Linked DNA regions of Homo sapiens: region 1 is linked to region 2. The links are chromatin loops, found by intact Hi-C in ENCODE. Cell type or tissue: CD14-positive monocyte. All regions are shown on one strand. Links, peaks and the distances in the headings refer to the core of each region. The heading gives the core; the rest is flanking DNA.

The links. Peaks named below come from ENCODE experiments on the same cell type or tissue, not always from the same donor. Only the 100,000 strongest peaks of a DNase experiment are listed, where the experiment ranks them.
Region 1: a loop joins it to region 2, with 3 times the contacts of the local background. A loop is called at or near these places in 46 of 110 quality-filtered maps.

What each region holds. Positions count from the first base shown.
Region 1 is chr6:158,622,886-158,635,256 of GRCh38, reverse strand. TMEM181 (transmembrane protein 181) reads right to left here. Exons shown (of 17, transcript NM_001376852.1): 11 at 11,650-11,707; 12 at 10,051-10,153; 13 at 9,503-9,554; 14 at 6,767-6,849; 15 at 5,438-5,527; 16 at 3,868-3,934; 17 at 1-3,447. The coding sequence ends at 3,369. Among named protein-coding and RNA genes, the nearest start is that of DYNLT1, 16 kb to the left of the region's middle. RefSeq lists a silencer at 2,873-3,034 and enhancers at 3,713-4,212, 4,213-4,714. In CD14-positive monocyte, for the core only: a CTCF peak has its summit at 5,726; a DNase peak (open chromatin) is centred at 2,826; H3K27ac peaks cover 4,848 bases.
Region 2 is chr6:158,684,419-158,696,789 of GRCh38, reverse strand. All of the region lies in intron 6 of SYTL3 (synaptotagmin like 3), which reads right to left. Among named protein-coding and RNA genes, the nearest start is that of SYTL3, 41 kb to the right of the region's middle. RefSeq lists a silencer at 9,547-9,747. In CD14-positive monocyte, for the core only: CTCF peaks have their summits at 5,052 and 5,252 (motif pointing right); a DNase peak (open chromatin) is centred at 5,259; H3K4me3 peaks cover 1,113 bases; H3K27ac peaks cover 1,484 bases.

The sequences.
Region 1 (12,371 bases), core at 2,486-10,485, 62 kb after region 2:
TCTCCTTTTGGGCTTAAAGTTTAGTGTTATTTTATTTTACAAATATTTACAGTCATTTTGTAAAAAGGCAGTTTTTAGTAGCAGAAAATTCTTCTGTTTTATAGTATGGTATCACAGTTACTAGCGTATCTCCAATGTCAAACCAAGATAAACAGCATCACAAGATGTCACAGACTAATACAACTTCCCTTTGGCCAGGGGAAAAGATCTGTATCTTTTTTTTTTTTTCTTCAAAAGTCTAACCTCTAAGGCAACCGGTTTCTAAAACCCTCAAAATACACAAATACACTTTCATGTTTTAAGTCTCATCTTCACTAAATGTTCAGACACATCCGTTTTAATTATCCCTTTTATGAGGGTCTGTGTTTTTCCTGTGATAAAGGATTCAGGAAATAATTTACCACATTATAATCTATTTAACATAACTACCCTCAGTAAATAGTTCATAAAATACTTGAGGCTGGTGACATTTGTCTTGTAACCTGCTCATTTAGTGGGTTGGGTTTACAAAATGTATCTAAGCTTTTATTGCAATCTGCAATTATGTACATTAACAACCTTACAAACCTTGAACATAGTATATATATCCCCTTCTCTAGCCTTTCAAATGGGGCTTAAGAGAGAGAAAATGGCACCACTTCACTGCTATAATGATTTAATAATAAATCAAGCAGACTTATCATCCACATGGATAACGAAGCTCTCCCTAGGGAAACTGAAATACCTCTGGTCATCTTCCAGGTTCTCCTAGACTGGACCAGTATTTAAAAAATCCCAAAGATGATGTTACTCAAGCCATTACCATGAAGGAACTAAAGTCAGCCCTTTAAGTTCGCAAAACTTTAACATAACTACCCTCAGTAAATAATTTATTTTTTCTTCAACAATTTTCTTGCTACTGTCAAAAGTTTCTGGCAGACTTTAGTGTTTTAACCTGATACCTATGGTACATATTCTACATGCCAAGTGCTAGAGAGTTTAAGCAAAATTTTACATGGGGTATGTAATATGTCGGTATTTATGATATACCAGGGAAGACAAGTTGAAAATACATGACTTAGTAAGAACGATTTTCCCCTTAAGTACTTTCTAACTTTTTTTCTTATTTCCCACTTAGTTACAAAAAGTAAATAAATAATCCTATATTTTTCATTTCATTGATGCATGAAGACTCAATGTATGAAGATAATAGTCATCAGTTTATAATTACACTATAGGACAAAGTTTTAAAAAGTTCTAGTGTGTGTATGGCTAAATGCCTCAAATATTTTACATTTACTGATAAATAACAGCATTCCAAAATCATGGACAATTATGATTAAAAGTTGTAAACCATATCACAGAATATGTTAATCAGCACATCTTCATCAGTTTACATAAAGTTATAGTAGTCTTATTAGAAGTTGTAAAATTTGGTAACAGAAAATTTTTTTCAATACACAGAATAAAAAAAACATCATTGCAAATTTAAAAATCATGTAAACTTGAATTACCCTTGCAGTAAGTTGTCTTAAACATTCATATTTACAAGGTTTTTAAAACAAATGTGAATAGAATCCATATTAAAAGTACATTATCATTAAAGTTTAAATTAAAAGGAAAGATACAAAGGAAAGTCATAACAAATAGTTTCTCATGAACATCTCTAAGGTCCTACCTAGCACTACTTAACGTGGATGATAACGTGAAGCTCTGCATGGTAATCTGAGAGTCAATGCATAGATGAAGAAAAAAAGTAGGTACTGCTTGCGTTGCGGAACTATCATCTTCTGGACCTCAATTGCCAAGACGGCATCAGTCAGGTTGCCCACAGTTACCAGATGTTAACAGAAGTGTGACTGTAGAGGTCAAGAGGAAAGCACGGGAGACGTCCACATGAGACTCTATATGGAGTCCCTGACTGAAAGGAACGGGGAAGCTCCAGGGCCTTCTATGATGCCACAGATTCAGCAGTGCCAAGGACTTTACAGAACAGGTCGTCCCTACCTGACCGCCATGTGGACACATGGAGGACAGGGAACCCCTTCCGGAAGCACGAGTTGCCTTCTACCCAAATACGTTTTCCATGAACCATTTAAAACATTTTACTTGCTTTTCATTTTGCTTCCAAATATGAGTTTTAAAAACTTTTGGCCAATAAATAATCTAAAATATTCTATCAATCTTTCATGTAGCTTTATTTATTTATGACACGGGTTCTCGCTCTGACACCCAGGCTGGAGTGCAGTGGTGCAATCATGGCTCACTGCAGCCTTGACCTCCAGGGCTCAAGCAATCCTCCCACCTCAGCCTCCTGAGTAGCTGGGACTATGGGCATGCCCCAGCATGCCCAGCCAACTTTCTAAATGTTTTATAGAGACGGGGTCTCCCTGTGTTGCCCAGGCTGGTCTCAAACTCCTGGGCTCAAGTGATCCTCCCACCTTGGCCTCCCAAAGTGTTGAGATTACAGATGTGAGCCACTGCACCTGGCCCCTCATTTAGCTTTTACTTACATAAATAAATAAAGCTCTATGGCATTTCATATTCAACAGAATTGCAGAAACTGCTATTTACTGGAATGGTAAGGGTTCCTCTCCTGCCCATACCTCCCACAGGCAAATCCATTTAATCATGTGTGTACACACAGGCCCCTGAAAAGCACCATGGCAGTAAGACCTTCCCCACATGAGTTGGTAACCTGTAAATTATCTTAGCCTTTCCTTATTCAACTTATCAAACCCTCCTCAGAACTCCACACTATTACTTCCCCTTTGGTGACGTGAAGGGTTGGAACCCCAGCATCTCCCATTCCCGATGAGTCATAACTCACACACTGCACAAAACGCAGTCCACATAACTGACCAATCACTTCAGCCACCTGGTTACCCAGGGCACTGGCCACTCAACGAGGAAGGACTGCCCTGAAGCAGCCACAGATAAGGCTTCCCTTTGAGTTTAAAGGGTCACAAAACAGTACCATGGAAAAGGGAAGAAAGAGGGTGATGCTGTCACGCTGAGGACCTAGTCACAGGCTGCCCGTGAACTTGGAATCAGTGAATGATTACAGGAAAAAAAAGTACATAATTCACTGTACTAAAAACGTGAAATTTCCTCATCACTGAAAACACGCTCATCTGAAATCTCTGTAAAAAAGGATTTGGCTGTTGAAACTTGTTATCAATGCCTCTTCTCGTAGCCACCATGACAATAAATTTGGCTAAACATTTAAATTTACCCTCAGTTTTGGTTTTCCTTTAAAAAAATATGTAAACAAATGAACAGGAAATCTCTGCTTGTAAGAAAAATCTGAATATAACAGGGGAAGGTCAGCAGACGGTCACCGGGGAAAGCATCCAGGCATCTTGTCGCCTCGCTGGGCTGGCCGGGGCTCAGTCACTATCTGACTCCTCCTTGTACTTGGCCCGGATGGCCTGGCCGTTCTGCAGCGGCATTTCCTCATAGTCACTCCTGTGAGCAAAGAGACCTTTGAGACCGTCTAACTTCTGACAGCTCTTTATTTTCCTCTTCCACACTGACACACCATTCCAGCAGGAATTAAATCATAGCTTCGCTCTTTCAATTTTCTATCACCAACTGCTACTGCTCACCCCGTCCTCCTCTCCCTGACCCCCAGTTCCCAGGGCCCATCAGTCCAGAAAGCACAGTTCTTCCCGTGGCCAGCACGCCCTACAGGTAGCCAGCAGAAAGGACTACTACCACATCTAAGCCTGAATACTGTGAAAACAGAAAACCACGAGCCACTTGACACTCCAAGGTAAATGCCTTCATACCTTGAAAATAATTTTAGAAGAGTAACCCATTCAGAAACATGCAAGGCCGTGCCGGGATGCCCAAGGTGTGCCGGCCTTCTAACGGACAGGGACTTACCCATAAATCACATCATCATCCGAGTCATTCAGCATGGAGAAGGCAGGATTGTCTTTCAGCTGGGACTCTGAAAACCAACAAGAGCATTTGCATCTCAAGCAATTGACGTGATGAGCCTGGACAGGCAGGATGCTGTCCCGGACAAAGGAAGGGAGTTGGAAAGAACTGGACTCAAATCGCAGAGCTGCCATGTCTGTATAAACCTGAACACATCTCGTGAGGCTGTTTTCTCATCTACAAGACAGGGCTGGCCTGGCCTGCCTGGCAGGGACGTCCTGAAGGCTGAGGGAGGCGGCCTGTGGGAAGGAGCAGGCAGGCTGCCATTGCCCACGCACGAGCTGCCTCCTGTTGACACAAGGAGTGGGGAGCTGAACATAGGCCCCAGGAGAGGTGGCTCTGCCCTGCCTGCCCCCGCCCAGTCCTTGGACGTGCAGCGAGCTGCTGCTTCTGTAAAACGGGCATGATTATATGTTTATCATAAAGTTGCTGTGAAGCTTAAGTGAGACGCCGTTTGTGAAGGTGCTGGGCAAGTGCTAGCCCACTATAAGATGTCGGGGGGTGCGGGGGGCTGCCTATGTTCTAGAGAGTTCCCATCCTTTTCATTCCCTGTGCAAGAGGGTTGTTTTGGTTTCACTATTAGGTGACTTTTTGTATGTTTTGGCTTTTTTTTTTTTTAATGGTAACAACACTACTACAGATGCTCCTTGACTTACGATGGGGTTATGTCCTGATAAACCCATCGTCAGGTTGAAAATATCGTGAAGTCAAAAACGCATCAACTACAGCTAAGGCACCGAACATTGCAGCTTAGCCTATTCTGCCTTAAGTGTTACTACATTAGCCTATAGTTGGGCAAAATCATCTAATGCAAAGCCTATTTTATTTAATTTTTTTTTAAGAGACAGGGTCTCATTCTGTCACCGAGGTTGGAGTGTAGTGGTGTCATAGCTCACTGCAGCCTCTCCTCTTGGGCTCAAGCGACCGTCCCTCCTCAGCCAACCGAGTAGCTAGGACTACAGGCACATGTCACCACACCTGTCTAATTTTTAAATTTTTGGAGAGATGGGGTCCCTATTTTGTTCCCCAGGCTGGTTTCAAACTCCCAGCCTCAAACAATCCTCCCGCCTTGGCCTCCAGAAGTGCTGGGATCAAAGGATCAAAGCCTGTTTTGTAATAAATGGTGACTCTCTCATGAATTTGCTGAATGCTGTACTGAAAGTGAAAAACAGAATGGTTGTTTGGGTATTCAAAGTGTGATTTCTCCTGAATGTGCATTGCTTTTGCATCATTGTAAAGTCAAAAAATCCCAAACTGAACAGCAAAAGCTGGGGACTGACACTAATAAAATGAGTGTGTCAACTCTGTGGGAATGACACAACGCAGGTTCTACATATGCTGGGCCCCAACTCACCTCAGAGCTCGACATTTCAACTCACTCTCTCTCTGCCAAGAGAAGTCACTGGGAATCACAGCGCCCACATGAATGGGAAACCCGGGAAGTGGGTCGTGGATGAACACAGGCCTCTGTGCCCGCTAACTGGCCAGCAGTCCAGACCCCAGGGTGGCTTACCATAGAGGGCATTCTTCGATGGAGAATATACAAAGGCCAAGGTGTAGAGATAGAAGTTCAACAGGCCATAGAAAGATAAGAACTCGGCTGGTGGTGCTGTCAAGGGAAGGAACGCGGCATCTGGACACATCAGTCAGAGGCTCTGCCTACAGCCCGACCACTCCTCCCGCCATCAGCAGCCCCTTCTAGTGCCAAGCACCCGCCAGTGCCCGGGGGTCCATTACCCAGACGTCAGGACTCCACAGTTCAAGCCCACAGCCAGGGGTCACAAGCACTCTTCGAGGTCACAGTAAATAACAGGTGAACTATGGCCTCTCACATCAGTGGAAACCTGGACCCACTGAGCCATCTGGTGGCGCTCCTGTCACCAGCACCGAGGGCAGGGCCAGAAGAGATCAAGTTACATGAAAAGGGCAGGAAGGCCACGGGCATACGGTGAATCAAGGTCTCTAGACACAATAATGAAATAAAGAATTGGAAACAAACTCTCAAACCAATTGCTCTGAACATTTCTGGATTACAGACCCCTATGAAAATCAGATAAAAGCTTAGTGTGAAATTCAGTCACAAAACTTTGAAAAAATCGTATATTAATTCATGCATTAACTGGGACATAAGAAATCCCAAAGAAAGAACCCAGGATCTAAAGGATTAACTCTTGAAGTGTCCCCAACAAAGAGTGGAAAGCACATACCTAACCTCTCCGACTTCTGGGCGAGGCCAGGGCTCCCGGGAGGCAACAGCCCTGCGCCACTGGCCTCAGGCACAGCGGGAATCGAAGGGGGTCCCAGTATTTTCTGAGCTCTTCCCTACAGACACAGGCTCAACCTGCCACAACTGTCATACCCTTGGATACATCTCCGTGATGATGAGAGAGATATCCCGGGGGGAGACAGGAGGCTCACGGCAGCCCTCAGCCACCCCACAGTGCTCTGCTGGAGGGCAGTAGGGGCTTGGAGCCCCGCGGTGTGGAGAGGCAACCGCACCTCATTTACCTCACAGCACCTGCCCCTCTGGGTGGAAAGCAGCGTGGCGTGGGCACGCTCCAGAGCGCCAGCCTCTCTGGGTTTGGAGCCGGGCTCTGCCACCCGAAACCTGACCTGGGGCAACTACTGAGCCAAGCTTCCTGTGTACAGAGGAGGGACAGGCTGCCCCTTCCCACGGCTGCAGCGGGGCCAACTGAGACACCTCTCAGCAGAGACGAGGCCTCCGGAGAACAGGGCGCGAGGAGCTGACCTGTCTCCTCTTGAGAGGGGCAAATCTGAGCCACTAACTGCTGCAATGCTAAGCAGGCGTCCTGCAGCCAGGGCCCTCCAGTGAAAAGGATATAATTCTGGTAGTGAGTTGACAGCTCTGCTACAAAATTGTCTTGTAGTACTTGCGCCCCAAATCTCAAATAAAGGATGGCGATGCTGAACAAGACAGAGGAGCAGAGACAATATGTAAACATGCACGAAAACGGCACTAGCTTCAGAGAATTCTCTATTCACCCCATTCAAGCTTTCCGTCTGTACACTATGATTTCTGCATGGGAACTTCCACACACATGCACAGATGCACGCACAGATGCACACATGCACACACACACACAGCCCCTGCTTCTGGTTTTTGGTCTCGGATCTAGGTGGGCTAGACCCACCGGCCGGCTGCAGGGACAGGATGAACCCTGCTGCAGGCCCCATCACACTCTCCCTACTCGGGGCCTTGAAGCCTCCTTGGCACATTTCCTCCCTGCTCTTGCTTTTGTAACTCAGGTTTTCGAGACCATCTCCTGTGACAGAGCCCCTCTCCCGAGGGAAGCCTGCTTCTCCTTCGTCACAGCTCCCCTTTCAGACACAGGGACGCCTCCCCGGTCAGTTCCAGTGACTTTGCACAGCAGCGAAGGCAACATCTTTGGTTCAGACTCCCAGCCGGTGACAGATGACAACAGAGGCCTCGGGACACAGGTCCACAGGCTCCTCCCCCACCTGCCTTCCACCTCACCTCCCACATGCCACCCTCAGCCAGAAGGCTTAACATGTGCACCAGACCCTTTCACCTCCCAGCTCAAGACCCTCTGGCGGTCTCCCAGCACAGAATGGAAACTGGACTCAAGAGCTCGCTCTGCCTCCTGCCGTGCCCACGCCTGCTCATCTCCAGCCACGCTGGCCTCCAGCGACGCAGCTGTCTCTCCACCTCGCCATGCTGACGCCCACCCAGGCTGCCGGTGCCCTGTTCTGCGGCCTGGGGCAGCCACCCCACAGCTTTCAGGGCTCCTCCTCAGGTCCTCAGCCAAATGTCGCCTCTCCAAGAGATACATCCCCAAACCACTCATCTAAAGTGGACCCTTCCCCTCTGCAAGTCACATCTCCTTGTTTCGTCTGCAGCATGGCACGCAGGGGGAATGTATTTAGTTGTTTGCCACTCGTCTCTCTCTGTGTGAACATAAATCCCGTGACAGAGAGAAGCCTGTCTGCCAGGACAGGCACTCAGTAACTATTTGTAGGATAAATGAGTCCCCTAACACCTATGTGAAGAGAGATCACATGGCAGGGCAACTTCCGAGACGGAGGCCACCAGAAGTAGACAGTAGCTCCCAACTTGGGGACTAGGTAATTTGAGGGTGAGGGTGTGTGAGTGAAGGTGTAAGGGTGTGAGAGTGAGGGTGTGTGTGAGGATGTGTGACAGTGAGGGTGTAAGGTGTGTGAGCAAGGGTGTGTGAGGGTGTGAGAGAGGGTGAAAACGAGGGTGAGGGTGAGGGTGTGTCAGTGAAGGTGTGAGGGTGTGAGAATGAGGGTGTGTGTAAGGATGTGTGAGAGTGAGAGGCTGTAAGGGTGTGCTGAGAGTGAGGGTGTGTGAGTGATGATGTGTGAGAGGGTGTGAGTGAGGGTGAGGGTGAGGGTGAGAATGAGGGTGAGAATGAGGGTGAGGGTGTGTGAGTGAAGGTGTGGGGGTGTGAGAGTGTGAGAGTGAGGGTGTGAGGATGTGTGAAAATGAGGGTGTGTGTGAAGGTGTGTGTGTGAGGGTGGGTCAGTTGTGAGTGAAGGCATGAGTGAGGTGTGAGTGAGCCTCTATGTGAGGTTGTGAGGTTGTATGGCCATGTGTATGAGACGTCACAGAGACAACGTGCACACCTAGCACTGAACAGAGACTAATACAACACACATGCAGCATTATTCTGAGTGACTTTTGATGCTGAATGAAATTTGAGTTCAAGTCCAAGTCTGAGCTGAGTTCACACTCCTAGTGGTGGTGGACGACCTTGGATGCCTATCTCAGTCCTCGCCCTCCACAAGGTGGGGACTCCCAGAGCCCACCTGGAAAGCTTGGACAAGGGTTGACCTCCCAGAGGCCCCTTGTCACTCATAAAGGAAAAGGGCCAACATCCGCTTATTTGCCATCCAAACAACCTAAAAAGGCAAGCAGCAGCTAGATTTTTTCCTCCTCTGGATTCTGATTTTAGGAGAAACAGACAAACCATAAACCACCAAGCAATTACCTGGAATCGATTCAAATAAACAACTTCCCAGACCGCTCTGTTCCTCTACCAACTGGCCAGCACCGGTCCCCAGGGAGGTCTGGGGCACTCAGGCCAGGCCGAGCCTGCCCTGGGAGACCTCAGGCTGACGCCACTCCCTGACACAACAGGACCAAGCCCACTTCGCCTCCCATCTCCCCCAATGGCAGCAATGGAGCATGCTGCTCAAGGGTGTTTGCTGTCCTAACTCGCTTAGAGTCCTGTCCCTGGGGCACCCCAAGGATCCCGAGGTCCCCAGTGCCCTTACTTCCAGCTGGTGACTGCACGCTGCACACATAGCAGGTGGCACAGCAAGGACAGAACATGCCCAGCGCGGGCCGAGTGTGCAAGTGAACGTGCTCCAGTCCTCGGCCGCTTACAACAAAAACATGCTCTCCAGGCTGACGGCTGCTCTCGGCTGCCCAGCCTTGGTGGGAGGCCCTCTAACCTCATGAGTCTACTGGGCTAGAAGTACCCTGAAATCCACTCCACAAAAGGAGGCAACAGATATTCCTGACAGTAAAAGAAAAATTCCGTTTTGCTGTTTTCAAGAAATAAGGTCTTCTTACCTAATGACAAGTACTACGAAAGTCAATGCAGTCAAAAATTTCAACCTGAGATCTGAAAAAGAAAGAAACTCATTAACAACTCTGGAAGTAAATTCCACTTGCATTTTATTTTGAAAAATAAAAAACAAAAATTAAGCAAAGCTCTTTGGACAAATGCTCCTCCCTCCAGACTTAGCCGGAGTCGCCAGCAGCCTAGGAGAACGTTGGTCCCTTCCCAGGGCCAGGATGGTGTCCAGGGAGGCCACAGCCACCATCCTCTGGTGGGGACAGATTCAGGAAAGGATCCCGCAAGCTCAGGGTGACTCGCCCTGCTCTGCAGGGTACAGTCCCGCAGGACCCAGGCCACTCTGATGGTCCCAAATGCCAGAGTAACCTGTAAGGCCTGTTGTGGCTCCCAGGGACCACGTGCCCTGGTCCCCAGCCTGTGGGAATGGACCAGTCCCTGGGCCCTCAAGGAAGGCCCCTGGCTTGGGAGACTCCAACCACTTCTTCCCCCACCTGAGTCACTCCCAAGCCACCCCTGCACCGATTCTGAAAGGAGCACTTACCCACATAAGGCATGTGACGTAGCTCGGAACACGCCCGCACTATCAAGAACAAGAGGTACAGAATGTACACCGCTGCCACCACCATGAAGAAGACCTTCATTCCCTAGGAGGACACAAGGCAGCACTTGAGTCGGAACAGGGCCTCTGTGACCTTCTCCTCCCAGCACCACCACAGGCAGGAAAGCCACAGGTTTTTAGAAGGGACTTCAACCCTGAAGGTCCCTCCAGGAAGCAGAACAATGGGCTCCCAGCCGGGACCATCTGCTCAGTCCCGCTGCGAGCACAGGCAGCTCCCCTGAGGTGGACGACACCCCAGGCCTTGCAAATCAGCGGAGCAGAGCCCAAACCCCTCCCACCAGGGACCTGTCCAGGCACAGTGGGTGCTCAGACTGCGGTGGCCACTATCTGTCTCTCTCGCCCCTGGGGGCGAGGGGCTGGCTCCCCACCCTGCCCCTGCATGTGGGAAGGTGGCAGGTGTCCAAGAAAGGACCCAGGCTAGGCCCTGGGAATCCACGCGCCGTCTTAACCATCAACCATTCCCGACCTCTGTTTTCTTATCTGTGACACGAGGGGCTTGAATTAAATGCCCTACAGGACCTAAGGTCTAAAAGTGCACAATTCTGTAATGTCACAGCAAGCCAAAGCCCTTTTCTGAAGATGGAGCTGTGATGGGGAGGGCAGGCCCGTGGGTTCTGACAAGGGCCAGGCCGCGGGGTGGACAGTGTCTTTAGACGCAGTCCCCGCTCCTCGATGGCTCCGGCCCACGCCATCCCCCCACCCCTTTCCTGTCCTCTCAGCGCCAGAGCTCCCCTCTTACAGTCAAGGCTCAGAGCACAGGACAGCACAGCAGGAATCGGGATCATTTTTCTCAAAAGCACCTAAGTGACTTTAGCTGGGACCTTACGTAAAGCAAAGGGACTGGACTAGACCAGCGTGTTTAGCACCGAGAAGGCTCTGCTCTCCGGTGTCTCCTTCAGCAACAGACGTGGGCCCTGGGGTCTGTTCCAGAGCCCACATGGCTGGTTCTCCCCGACACCTGACTGGGAAGGAAGAGCAGCCGACCAGAACCACAGTGACAGGGCCTCAAACTGCGTCAGCCACAAACCAAAGACTGGGAGTAAAAACATTGTTTTAAAGAGCTTTTCTGCCGGGTACAGTGGCTCACGCCTGTAATCCCAGCACTTTGGGAGGCCGAGATGGGTAGATCACTTGAGATCAGGAGTTTGAGAACAGTCTGGCCAATATGGTGAAACCCCCATCTCTACTAAAAATACAGAAATTACCCAGGTGTGGTGGCGCACGCCTATCGTCCCAGTTACTCAGAAGGCTGACGCAGGAGAACCACTTGAACCCAGGAGGCGGAGGCTGCAGTAAGCTGAGATTGCACCACTGCACTCCAGCCTGGGCGACAGAGCAAGACTCCAACTCAAAAAAAAAAAAAAAATTTCCCCAAATCTTCCACCCTTGAACTTTCTATGTAGTCCTTCCCAAGTAGTCAGTTAGCAAAAAGCTCAACAGAACAATTTAAGTCACAAAATTCAGTAATTTTACAAAACAGCATTAAGAAGAAAAATTGCAGGCCTCATTAACAATCCTTACCTGAAAATTTCCGGTATCAACTCGATACTGGTACATTGGATCATGTAATTCGTTAACTCTAAAAATTGACATTATAAATAATTATAGATTAATAACTACCTTTACTTTTTATTTTACATTTTTTCTTATTGACTTTTTGTTTTTTTTACTTATTAATATAAACTACTTCCTACCAACAGTGAAGGATTTTTACAAAGCAATCCTAAATTTATGAGAAATCCTGAATTTCATATTTCACATGAAAAAACTATACAATCCTACCAAGGGTCCACATTTATCAGTATTGGAAAGTTGCAGTATTTTTTATTACACAAAACCCTATATACTATTTCTCTTGCAGTTTTAAGAGCTGTTTTTCCAGTCACCTTTTTAATGGCACGTATGAGTACTAGGAAATAGACAAGAAAACAAAGAAAGCAATAAAAGCAAATAGAAACTTCCATGAGATTGATTTTCAAAATGAAAATGGGTGGCTGAGATGACAGGGAATTGGGGACAGGGGACTGGAGCAGACGGGGTGACTCACTTGGGTCACTGTGGCATGAAACTAGGCATGCTGGGCTCCGAAGTCACACCTGGAAACGGAGCTACTCCGTGAAAGTCCTATTCATGTGAACCAGGCTGCTACCACACTAGGCTTCTGCTGTGGGGCCATTTTACAGGACAAAAGCACTCATAAAGAGCAAGCGTGGGAGCGGGCATAGGGCTTGAAAGTGTGTGGA
Region 2 (12,371 bases), core at 1,952-9,951:
CTGTAGCTTTGTAGTAAGTTTTGAGATCTGGAAGCGTGAGTCCTCCAGCTTTGTTCTTTTTTTGTTTTTAAGAAACAAAACAATCCAATTAAAAAAAAAGGCAAAGAACTTGAATAGACATTTCTCCAAAGATGATGTACAAATGGCCAATAAGCACATGAAAAGATGTTCAACATCACTAATTATTAGGGAAATGCAAATCAAAGCCACAACAAGATACCACTTCACACCCATTAGGGTGGCTACTATCAAGAAAATATAAAATAAGTGTTATAAAAATAAGTGTTGGCCAGGTGCGGTGGCTCACACCTGTAATCCCAGCACTTTGGGAGGCCGAGGCAGGCAGATCACGAGGTCAGGAGATGAAGACCATACTGGCCAACACAGTGAAACCCCATCTCTACTAAAATACAAAAAAAAAAAAAAATTAGGCGTGGTGGCATGCACCTGTAGTCCCAGCTACTCGGGAGGCTGAGACACGGGAATCGCTTGAACCCTGGAGGCAGAAATTGCAGTCAGCCGAGATAGCACCACTGTACTCCAGCCTGGCAACAGAGTGAGACTCCATCTCAAAAAAAAAAGTGTTAATAAAATAAGTGTTAGTGTGGTTGTGAAAAAATTGGAACCCTTGTGCATTGCTAGTGGGGAAGTATAATAAAATAGGGCAGCAGATGCTGAAAATTCCATGGCAGTTCCTCAATAAATTAAACATAGAATTACCATTTGATCCAGTAATTCCACTTCTGAGTATAAACACAAAAGGATTTAAAGCAGGAACTCTAATAAATATTTGTACACCAATGTTCCCAGCAGCATTATTCACAATGGTCAAGAGGTGGAAACAACCCAAATGTCCATCAGCAGATGAATGGATAAACAAAGCATGGTATATCCATGACACAGAATACTATTCATCCACAAAAAGGAATGAAATTCTGATACATGCTCTACAACATGAATGAACCCTGAGGAAATTTTGCTAAGTGAAATAAGCCAGATACAAAAGAACAAATACATTATGATTCCACTTATATGTGGTACCTAGAGTAGTCAAATTCATAAAGACAGAATGTAGGACAGTGGGGGAAGGGGAGGATGGAGAGTTATTGTTTAATGGGTTTCAATATAGCAGAATGAAAAAGCTCTAGAAACAGATGGTGGTGATGTTTGCATAACAATGCAAATATACTTAATGCCAATGAACTTAATGCTTAAAAGTGGCTAAAATGGCAAATTTTATATTGTGCATATTTTGCCACAATTTTAAAAATGAACATGAAGTTATTAAATTCAAAATTATTTCCTATTTAAGTATATATGTGTCTGCTCTTTTAAAAAATTATTCATATGAAGAGGTAGTTTAACAGCAGCAAATTACTCCCTAAAAACTAGTCTAATGAGTAATTTTGTCTAAACATATGAACACATGAATCCTTCATTCAGAAATCCCTTCAGTTCAATTACTTCACCTTGGTTTCCATGCTATTCATTGAAATAGGAAAAATAATGATGGGCATGAAAACGTTGTTGTATTTTATCAACTGATCTTCTAGAGTAGAGGTCAGCAAACTTTTTCTGTAAATTTTTTGGTAGAAAATTTCAGGCTTTGCCAGCCGTAAGGTCTCTGTTGCAACTACTCAACCTGTTGCAAAAGCAGCCATGGATATGAGAATGAGTGAACATGGCCTTGTTCCAATAAAACTTTATTTACAAAAGCAGGGTGATGGGCCAGATTTGGCTTGCAGGCTGTTGTTTGCCAACTCCCAAAAGAGCAGGGAGTATTTAGTAAAATAAAATATTGACGAACCTGATAACCAGCCCACCTAATCATGGTTCTTCCTCCATTCCAAAAACAGTGAATCAAAACCCAATGAAGCAAGTAAGTAGTGGAGTAGTCGTGACAATTCAGGACCAAGAAGTAGGCTGCCTAAAGTGACCTCATTATCATGGAGTGACGGACAGGGCTCAGAGGACATCAGGAGACATACAGACAAAGAAGCAGGCCTGGAAGGAACGCAGGCGCTCAGAAAGCATCGGGGAAACTCCAGTCATCCAGTTAAGATACTTGAGATACAAAAAATGTCTAGGTTAAATTCATGTATTCAAAGTGACTTGGACCTTCTAATCAATTCAATTTTTGTGTTGCTACTATGTGCAAAGCCAAAGGCATCATGAAATCAAAAATGAATAAAATCAGCCAGGTGCAGTGGCTCATGCCTGTAACCCCAGCATTTTGGGAGGCCGAGGTGGGCAGATCACTTGAGCCCAGGAGTTCAGGACCAGCCTGGGCAATATGGCAAAACCCCGTCTCTACTAAAAATAGAAAAACTAACTGGGCGTGGTGGTGTGCACCTGTGGTCCCAGTTACTTGGCAGGCTGAGAGGGAGGATTGCTTGATCCTAGGAGGCGGAGGTTGCAGCGAGCCAATATCACTCCACTGCACTCCAGCCTGGGTGACAGAGAGAAACTTCATCTCAAAAAAAGAAAAAAAAAAGAATAAAATCAAGAGCCTGTCTCAGGAAGATTATTATCTAGAAACACAGGGAGAAAGCAAAAAATTTTGAAGGGCAAGGTCTTATTACATTAATCATAAAATCTGATTTGATAGTCTTGGCTCTACTTAGTTTAAATGGACCTGTCTAAAAATCTCTGAGACACGAAAAGCAATCCAATCTGCTGGGAAAACACTACCAAGACACACACTTCTTTTAGTGGTGATGTGTTTATCTTTCCTCTTAAGGAGAGTAGTAACAAAATATTCAAGAATAGGATCCACCTTTCCTTTAAAATAAAAGCAGGCCAGGCACAGTGGCTTACGCCTACAGTCTTAGCAATTTGGGAGGCCAAGGCAGGTGGATCACTTGAACTCAGGAGTTCGAGACCAGCCTGGGCAACATGGCAAAACCCTGTATCTACAAAAAAAAAAAAAAAAAAGAAAAGAAAAAGAAAGGCTGGATGCAGTGGCACACCTGTAATCCCAGCACTTTTGGAGGCCGGCGCAGGTGGATCACTTGAGCTCAGGAGTTCGAGACCAGCCTGGGCAACACGGCAAAACCCTGTCTCTACCAAAAAGAAAGAAAGAAAGAAAGAAAACGAAAAGAAAGAAAGGCTGGATTCAGTGGCACACCTGTAATCCCAGCACTTTTGGAAGCTGAGGCAGGTGGATCATTTGAGGTCAGGAGTTTCAGACCAGCTTGGCCAACATGGTGAAACCCCATCTCTACTAAAAATGCAAAAGTCAGCTGGGTGTAGTGGCATGCACCTGTAATCTCCACTACTCAGGAGGCTGAGATAGGAGAATCGCTTGAAGGGAGGCAGAGGTTGCAGTGAGCCAAGATCGCACCACTGCACTCCAGCCTGGGTGACAGAGTGAGACTCCATGTCAGCAGAACAAAACAAAACAAATTAGCCAGGTGTAGTGGTGCATGCCTGTGATCCCAGCTACTTGGGGGGCTGAAGTGGGAGAATTTCTTGAGCCAAAGAACTTGAGGCTGCAGTGAGCCAAGATCCCGCCACTGTGCTCCAGGTTAGGTGACAAAATGAGACGCTGTCTCAAAAAAATAAAACAAAAGTCTATGTAAAATTTTTAAAATTTTTATCTGGGAAATAAACATGACTTCATAAAGACATCCTCTTAGGAGTATAAGCACACATAAACTATGGACTCCATTTGTAATTCAAAGAAAGCTTTACAGAATCATCCTTGTGGAATCCATTGGATGAATTGCAGGGATGAGGGGTGTTTACTGAGCAAACCAACGGAGAGGAGAGGCAGGCAGGGCACTGGGATAGAGTCAGCTACGTATTGACTGACACCTGCTTTTTTTTTTCTTTTTTTTGAGACGGAGTCTCGCTCTGTCGCCCAGGCTGGAGTGCAGTGGCACGATCTCGGCTTACTGCAACCTCCACCTCCCAGGTTCATGCCATTCTCCTGCCTCAGCCTGCCGAGTGGCTGGGACCACAGGCGCCCACCACCATGCCCGTCTAATTTTTTGTATTTTTTTTTTTTTTTTTTTAGTAGAGACGGGATTTCACCACGTTAGCCAAGATGGTCTCCATCTCCTGATCTCGTGATCCGCCCTCCTTGGCTTCCCAAAGTGCTGGGATTACAGGCGTGAGCCACCGCGCCCGGCCTGGCACCTGCTTCTTTTAATTCATGAGCCTGAGTGTTTCAAGCCCACACAGCCAATCTGATGCCGTCCTCATAACCCTGTGATGGGACGGATCATGTCTAAACTGCCCATGCAGAAGAATACAACTTAGAAAAGTCACTTGAAGAACTCAATCACGTTTACTGCTGGGAGGGAGGGATAAAGGTCATTTTCCTTCATAATTATAAGATACAATAATTAACCTGGTTAGTTACATGATGAATCATTGAGAGCATTATCAGAGGCTATGTTAAGCCTTAGCCTTTCTAAATTATTTTATTTCCCTAACTATTAGAAATACAGTGAAAGTCTGAGTAGACTGCTTATCTATTACATTTAACCCTTTTTTTTTTTTTTTTTTTTTTTTTTTTTTTTTTTTTTGAGACGGAGTCTCGCTCTGTCGCCCAGGCTGGAGTGCAGTGGCACAATCTGGGCTCACTGCAAGCTCCAGTTCCCAAGTTCCCACCATTCTCCTGCCTCAGCCTCCCAAGTAGCTGGGACTACAGGCGCCCGCCACCACGCCCGGCTAATTTTTGTGTATTTTTAGTAGAGACGGGGTTTCACCGTGTTAGCCAGGATGGTCTCGATCTCCTGACCTCGTGATCCGCCCGCCTCGGCCTCCCAAAGTGCTGGAATTACAGGCATTAAGAAATTACAACTATTTCTTAACTTAAGAAAGTTTAATATTGGCCGGGCGCGGTGGCTCACGCCTGTAATCCCAGCACTTTGGGAGGCCGAGGCGGGCCGATCACGAGGTCAGGAGATCGTGACCATCTTGGCTAACACGGTGAAACCCCGTCTCTACTAAAAATACAAAAAATTAGCCAGGCGTGGTGACAGGTGCCCGTAGTCCCAGCTACTCAGGAGGCTGAGGCAGGAGAATGGCGTGAACCCGGGAGGCGGAGCTTGCAGAGAGCCGAGATCACATCACTGCACTCCAGCCTGGGCGACAGAGCGAGACTCCGTCTCAAAAAAGAAAAAAAAAAGTTTAATATTAATATTGTCATCTTTCTGCTTTTAAGCTTGTACATCAAGTAACAGAATGTCATGGTTGTTAAAAAAAAGAAAAAAAGTAAAAGAGGTGCATTTACAGGGAGGAGCCAGAAGAGGGCATCATTTCTATACGCTTAGCAGATGCCAAAAGAGGAGAGATGAATTTTCAGCTTGTTTTCTAGTTATTAGTGATCTAAAAAAGTTCTATCATAATTGTTTACTAATTTTGTTACTTTACTTAAAGTACATTAAAAAAGTTACTTGGGGAACTGTTAAACAGTCACTTTTTTTTTTTTCTTTTGAGATGGAGTCTCAGTTGCTGCCCAGGCTGGATGCAGTGGCATGATCTTGGCTCACTGCAACCTCCGCCTCCCAGGTTCAAGCGATTCTCCTGCCTCAACCCCCCGAGCAGCTGGGATTACAAGCGTGTGTCACCATGTCCAGCTAATTTTTGTATTTTTATTAGAGACAGCGTTTCACCATGTTGACCAGGCTGGCCTCAAACTCCTGGCCTCAAACGATCCTCCCACCTCATCCTCCCAAAGTGCTGGGATTACAGGCATGAGCCACCGCCCTTAGCCAAACATTCACTCTTGAACCCCATCTGGCCCCACCAAATTAGAACCTGTGTGTGTGAGGCCAGGAAGGTTGAATTTGAATCAGTTTGCAGCTGATCCTGGAGCGTGGGTCCAGGAACCACATTAAAAACCCTCTGCACGGATTGCCAAATGCCCGTGGATGGAGGCACAGAAGGTGATGATGCCAGGTTGTCCTGGGGAGCTTCCTAAAGGCAAGAGAGCCTATGAAGGTCTGGGTGCTTTGATAATTCGAATGTACTACAGATGAACCACCACGGTGGCATCAAAGAAATTATTTTAAGACCACAAAACTAAATATCCAGTTATGAAATTTTAGGGGAAAAAGCCAGCCTATAATCAGAAAAATTTTTAAATAAATCAAAATATTTAAAATTTTTTGTACTATCGCTCTACAAAATGAAGAACTGAGGCTCATTTTTTCTTGTTTTTAAATTGTTTTAATAGTTGAAAAAATAGCACAACACATATTACCACAATTTATTATTCTTCACTAGATTCTTATAGCATGTCTACTTCCAAGGAAATCTGGGGGGCATTTTATCTTAAATTGCACATATCCAATAAGATCATCAAAAGAGAAATAAGTAAAAGCTAATAAAAAGGAAACTGGGTGCAGAGGGTGTAATGATTCCTGGAATTACTGCAACTGAATGTTACATTTAGCTTTAGGTTTCCCCGTGTCAAAAAGGGAAGGATGTCTACATTTGTAAGGTGCCTACTCAGTGCTGGGCACTGACAATGGACACTACTCCCTCTAACAGCACTTTTTGTGGCCAAATGAGCAGATCCCTGCTCAATTTATTTATTCACTTATTCCTTTACTCATAGCTCCTGCTCTCAAACATTCAAAATCTGGCTAGGGCCAAATTGCCAAGAGTTGCAGGTGAAGGAGAGGGCACCGTGTGTCCTCTATGAGACAGCACCCGCTGGAGCGCAGGGCTGGGCACAAGGAGAGTGGTGCCCCACGCTGTGCCAATCAGTGGCCCTGGGTTACAACGCAATGGGAAAGGGAATGGTTATGTAACAAATGGTACCAGGAACATCAAGGATTGGGAGGAAAAAAAATTAGATAGGGCCTCCTGATGATTGTAAAGAGTTAACATGGTGGCTCAGGCCTATAATCCCAGCACTTTGGGAGGCCAAGGCAGGCGAATCACTTGAGGCCAGGAGTTCAAGACCAGGCTGGCCAACATAATGAAACCCCGTCTCTACTAAAAATACAAAAATCAGCTGAGCATGGTGACATGTGCCTATAATCCCAGCTACTTGGGAGGCTGAGGCAGAAGAATCGCTTGAACCTAGGCGGTGGAGGTTGCAGTGAACCAAGATTGCGCCATGGTACTCCAGCCTGGGTGACAGAGTGAGACTCTGTCTCAAGGGGAAAAAAAAAAAAAAGTTAAGTAAAAATTAGAAGAAAATTAATGTGGATATTTAACCTATCACAGGATAAGGAAGAAGTCTCGAAGCATAAAAGCAAAAGAAATTATACGGGAAAAGGAGATTTGCCTACAAGCAAACAAAAAACTTCTTTGTGTTAAAAACAAAATTATAAAGAAGGCCATGTACTAGGAAGATAACATGCAACTAACATGATTGAAAAGGACTAATCGCCTTCACATACCAAGAACATCTACAGAAGGTTGAAAAGTGGAAGATACTCAATCTTATTCGTGATGAGATGAATTCAAATCAAAACGATGAGAAAACCATTTTGCATGACCAATGTTGTTTTGCCAAACTGATAAAGTTATCTATTGGTTTGCATGTTGGTTTATTTTTAAGGATAATTCCACACCCTTTCTAAAGGAGGCAACATTCCTAACCTTCATCTTGTTCTCTTTCTAGAAATATTCAGAGATGTGCCAAAAAGATATCTACAAGGATATTCTTTGCATTATTCTCATTTTAATAACCTTATAAACTTTCAAAAATGCAACAGAAAGCTGGAAATCCCCTAACTATCCAACAATAGTTATTTGGTTAAACAAATGATGACACATTCCTATGACGGGGTGAGATACACTCATCAGAAATCATATAGCCAATGATATTTATGGACACTGAAAATGTTCCTTATAAATTACTACATGAAGAAACATTAGGATAAAACTGTACATACAATTTGATTTCAATTATGTAAATATATTAGCCTGACTCATGTGAAATTGCCTCTATTCAATAATTTTTTGCCTAAAAATACCAATTTCTTATGGTTCAACCTAAATACTTCAAAAAAGTCTATGTATATGTGTGTATACACACACATATATCCACACATACAGATATGCACCCACAAGCATAGATACATACACTCACAAAAGAACAGAAATAATATATACTAAAATGTCAACAATTGTTCTCTGGGTGAAGCTGCTGTATTTTTAACATTGCTCTTTATGATTTTCTTCATTTTCTAGGTTTTAATTTTTTAATTTCATTTAATTTTTTTAGAGACAGGATCTCACTATGCTGCCCAGGCTAGTCTTGAACTCCTGGGCTCAAGCGATCCTCCTGCTTTGACCTCCCAAAATGCTGGGATTACAGGCATGAGCCACTGAGCCTGGCGTCTAGTTTTTTACGTGAATGTAATTTGAAATCATGCTTCAAAGCTCAGAATGTAATGGGGGCCAGAGTGTGGGAAGAAGGAAATTTGTGTACCCTGCCAGCCTGTTGTAAATAAGCACACACTCCCAGAGGGTAATTTGGCAAAACATCAAAAGCCTTTCAAGTATTCATACACTTGACCAATCATTCTTCTAAGAATTTACCCCCCAAAAATAAACAGACATGTCAAAATACCTGTACAAGACGTTCATCACAGAGTTATCTATAACATGAAAAATCAAATACAGTGATATACTCACAGACACTCGGGAACAGGTTAAATAAACTATAGTGCATATATTTGGTGTATTTTATGGAGTCATCAATACATTTTGGAAGAAGTCTTAATAACATAGGAAAATGTTTATGCCAAGTTGAATTGTAAAAGCAAAATAAAACCACATAGAGTCTGATCACAATACATTTGAAATTGGATAAGTCTATCTGTGCACACACATATACACAGGCTTACCTAGAAAGAAGGCTGGGAGTGTGCAGGTGTGTACACGTGCATGTAATTTACAGTAGTTTGGGATTGTGGTAGTATTTCCATTACATCTAAATACTATTCTGTGTTTCCCAAATGCTTGCAAGGTTTGCATTACTTCTGTAATCAGAAAGTAAGTAACTTCCTTTCAAAGAGAAAAGGAAGCTCCCTCTCTTCACAGAATAGAAGATGGACCAAGGGGGAAGCAGTTAGGAGCTGCTACGTTGGAAGTGAGAATGAAGGGCAGAGGAAGATTCCAGAGACTCAGGAGGCAGAAATGTCAGGATTTGCTGACTGACCAGATGTAGCGGCAGAATGAGGAACAAAGGAGTCAAGTTTGATTCTCAGGTCTGTGGATTTGGAGACAGAGTGAGAGGTGTCGCCATTCTCCCAAGACAAGGAACACAGGATTTGGTAGCACACAGACGGTCCCAGTGATTCTTGCTTCCTGATATTCAGACCCTTTGTCCTCTCTGACTAGGGCTGACCTGTGGGACCCATAGGGCATAGCAGAAATGACAGGGTGTGGCTTCTGAAGCTAGACCATAAAAGATATTGTGGGCTCTGCTTTTCTCTCTCTTGGATCACTTGCCCTGGGAGAAGCCAGCCGCCATGTCATGAGGACACTCAAGCAGCCCTGTGGAGATATCCCCATGGTGAGGAACCAAGTCCTCCTCCCAATACCAGCAGTCACTGGCCAGGTATGAGGGTAAGCCCCAAGAGCACAGATCCCCCAGCCCCAGGCGAGCCTTCCACTGAAGACAGAAACTGTCAAAGAATGTTACTTGATTTATGTCACTAGGTTTGAGGGGAATTTGCTATACAGCAATAGATAACCAGTGCGTGGAAAGAGGCACAGACTGGAGCTGTCTGTACACTTTTGTGGTTTAAACCACCATCTAGTTTTTCTAACTTCTGCTCAGGATATAGAGGGCTGGAAAGAGTATTGCCGGTACCATGACAACAAAAACACTAGAGAACATGCAAAACCACTTTTTCCGGAACACATCAGAGAATTGAGGTTGCAGTTGCCTCCCTATTAGGGTCCAGTGGGGGCTTCCAGAGGGAGACCAGGGCCAGGAGGAGGGAGAAGGGGCTCATGCCTTCCTTCCGACCTGTGTCTGGCCAGCATCAGCTCAACAGGGTCGGAGGGTGTCTGCCTCCTGCAGCTGCTAGCTCTGTTCTCTCACTATTCCCTTTTTGCCTCCAATTCCTGTCTAACCAATCCCTAAAGTAAATTCTTATTCAAATAACCAGACAGTTTCTATTTCCCTAAGTGGATCTTAACTGCTGCAGCACAAATTCAATTCAACTCCTCAATGACTGCACCTGGTTCTCTTTTAGGGCCACAAATAGGAGCGTGGTGGAATTCCTGCCTGTCCACCTAAACCTCTGTCACCTGATCCTTGTTACCTTTCCTGACGCACCCGCTGCAAACTCCACCCAACCTGGTCTGGCTCATAGCACTACTTGTGTGCTCCTAACCTGGCATTTTCCCCCATAGTTCCATGCCTCTTACCCCAACTCTACTGAAACAGGACAATGGGAAAATGAGGCACCCTGGCATTTGAGGAAGCATTGTAGAGAAGGAGGGAAAGTTAGGGCTTTTCTGGTGTTTATTTTATACATTGATAGAAACGACATCAGCAAAAAAGAATGATTTATGCTGAGGTTGATCTTCCTGACCCTGGTTTGTTTGTCCTTACTGAAGTTTTTATTCTTAAAGTTATAAGGCAAGAAAGAAAACCCTAAGACATCAGTCTCACCTCTTTCCTAATTCCCTTTTTATCTTAAGTCACCTTGATAACATACTTCTCCCACTCACTCAGGAGACATGAAGTGCTGAAAAGATGACAAGATGGTAACGTGTGTGCACAAACACACACACATACATTCATGCACACATGAAAACTACTTACCTGAAATAATGATGCTAGAACTTCTAACGACGTAGAAAACTTTTTGAGTGAAGCAGATGTCTGCACTTAGCTGGCATTGAGAAATGACAAACTTCACCTCCTACAGCACTACTGTTTATAAGCTAGGAATTGATGTGGAAAAGGGTAGAGTCTACCTTCTGAAGAAGGCTCCAGCCCACCAACAAAAAGGTTTTGTTTTTGTTTGTTTGTTTGTTTTTGAGATGGAGTTTCACTCTTGTTGCCCAGGCTGGAGTGCCATGGCATGATCTCGGCTCACAGCAACCTCCGCCTCCCAGCTTTAAGCAATTCTCCTGCCTCAGCCTCCCGAGTAGCTGGGATTACAGGCAGGTGCCACCATGCCCGGCTAATTTTGTATTTTTAGTAGAGACGGGGTTTCTCCATGTTGGTCAGGCTGGTCTCGAACTCCCAATCTCAGATGATCTGCCCACCTCGGCCTCCCAAAGTGCTGGGATTACAAGTGTGAGCCACCGGGCCCGGTCAAAAAAGTATTTTAAAGAAACACAAAAGTGGCCGGGTGAAGTGCCTCATACCTGTAATCCCAGCACTTTGGGAGGCCAAGGTGGGCAGATCACTTGAGGTCAGGAGTTCAAGACCAGTCAACAAGGTGAAACTCCATCTCTACTAAAAATACAAAAATTAGTCAGACATGGGGCGTGTGCCTGTAATCCCAGCTATTCAGGAGGCTGAGGCAGGAGAATCCCTTGAACCCAGGAGGAGGAGTTTACAGTGAGCTGAGATCATGCTACTGCACTCCAGCCTGGATGACAGAACGAGACTCCATCTAAAAAAAAAAAAAAAAGAGAGAGAGAGAGAGACATAAAAGCAATAAAAACAGAGAAAAGTCCTGTGCTGCAGTTGCTTTGCCAAGGTCACACATTCCACATGGGATGACGGCACCCCTAAGGGGACAAAGATTGGTAGCAAATCTTACCTATTTCAACCGTCTGTGGCTCTCCAAAAGGCCTCAGTACATAGATATATGATATCTGTGATATCAAAAGGTTATGGTAGCAACTTTGAAAAAGTCTCTAAAAAGGCTATGTGGGGTAGGGGAGAGGGTGGCGGTAAGAAGCTGTTGAGAAACACTGGCTTAGAGGAAACAGCAACCCTGCTTCATTCCATTGCCTGACATGACCCTTAGTATTAGTTTTTTCCTCCAGGTTTCCAATAAACTTGGCAGAAGCAGCGTTTTTTTTTTTTTTTTTAAGAAGAGCCAGGAATATAAACCATGGGATAATTTAGTACCAACCAAATCTACACCTGGGCAAATCCACCCTTTATAAAAGCTGAATATCAACCCAAATGAATGGCTTCCTTTACTGCCAACAAACTTTTGGGTGAGGTTCTATGGCTTATTTCCCTACCTGCAAATTGCCACTTTTTCTAGAAAAGAGCCACCGCTGCCCTCTGAGTCAGGCTGTGAGTCTAGGTCCCCAACATCACATCACAGAGGAGGGGTGCTGCCCGCATCCCTGATATAGTCAGATGTGGTTCCCACAGCACCTGCCTGCACTCCACCGTGACGGTGCCTGTGTGCGCCTTTGTCCTGATGCCCCATCACAGCTCTTCTGTGATCAAAGCACAAATCATTCTCTCC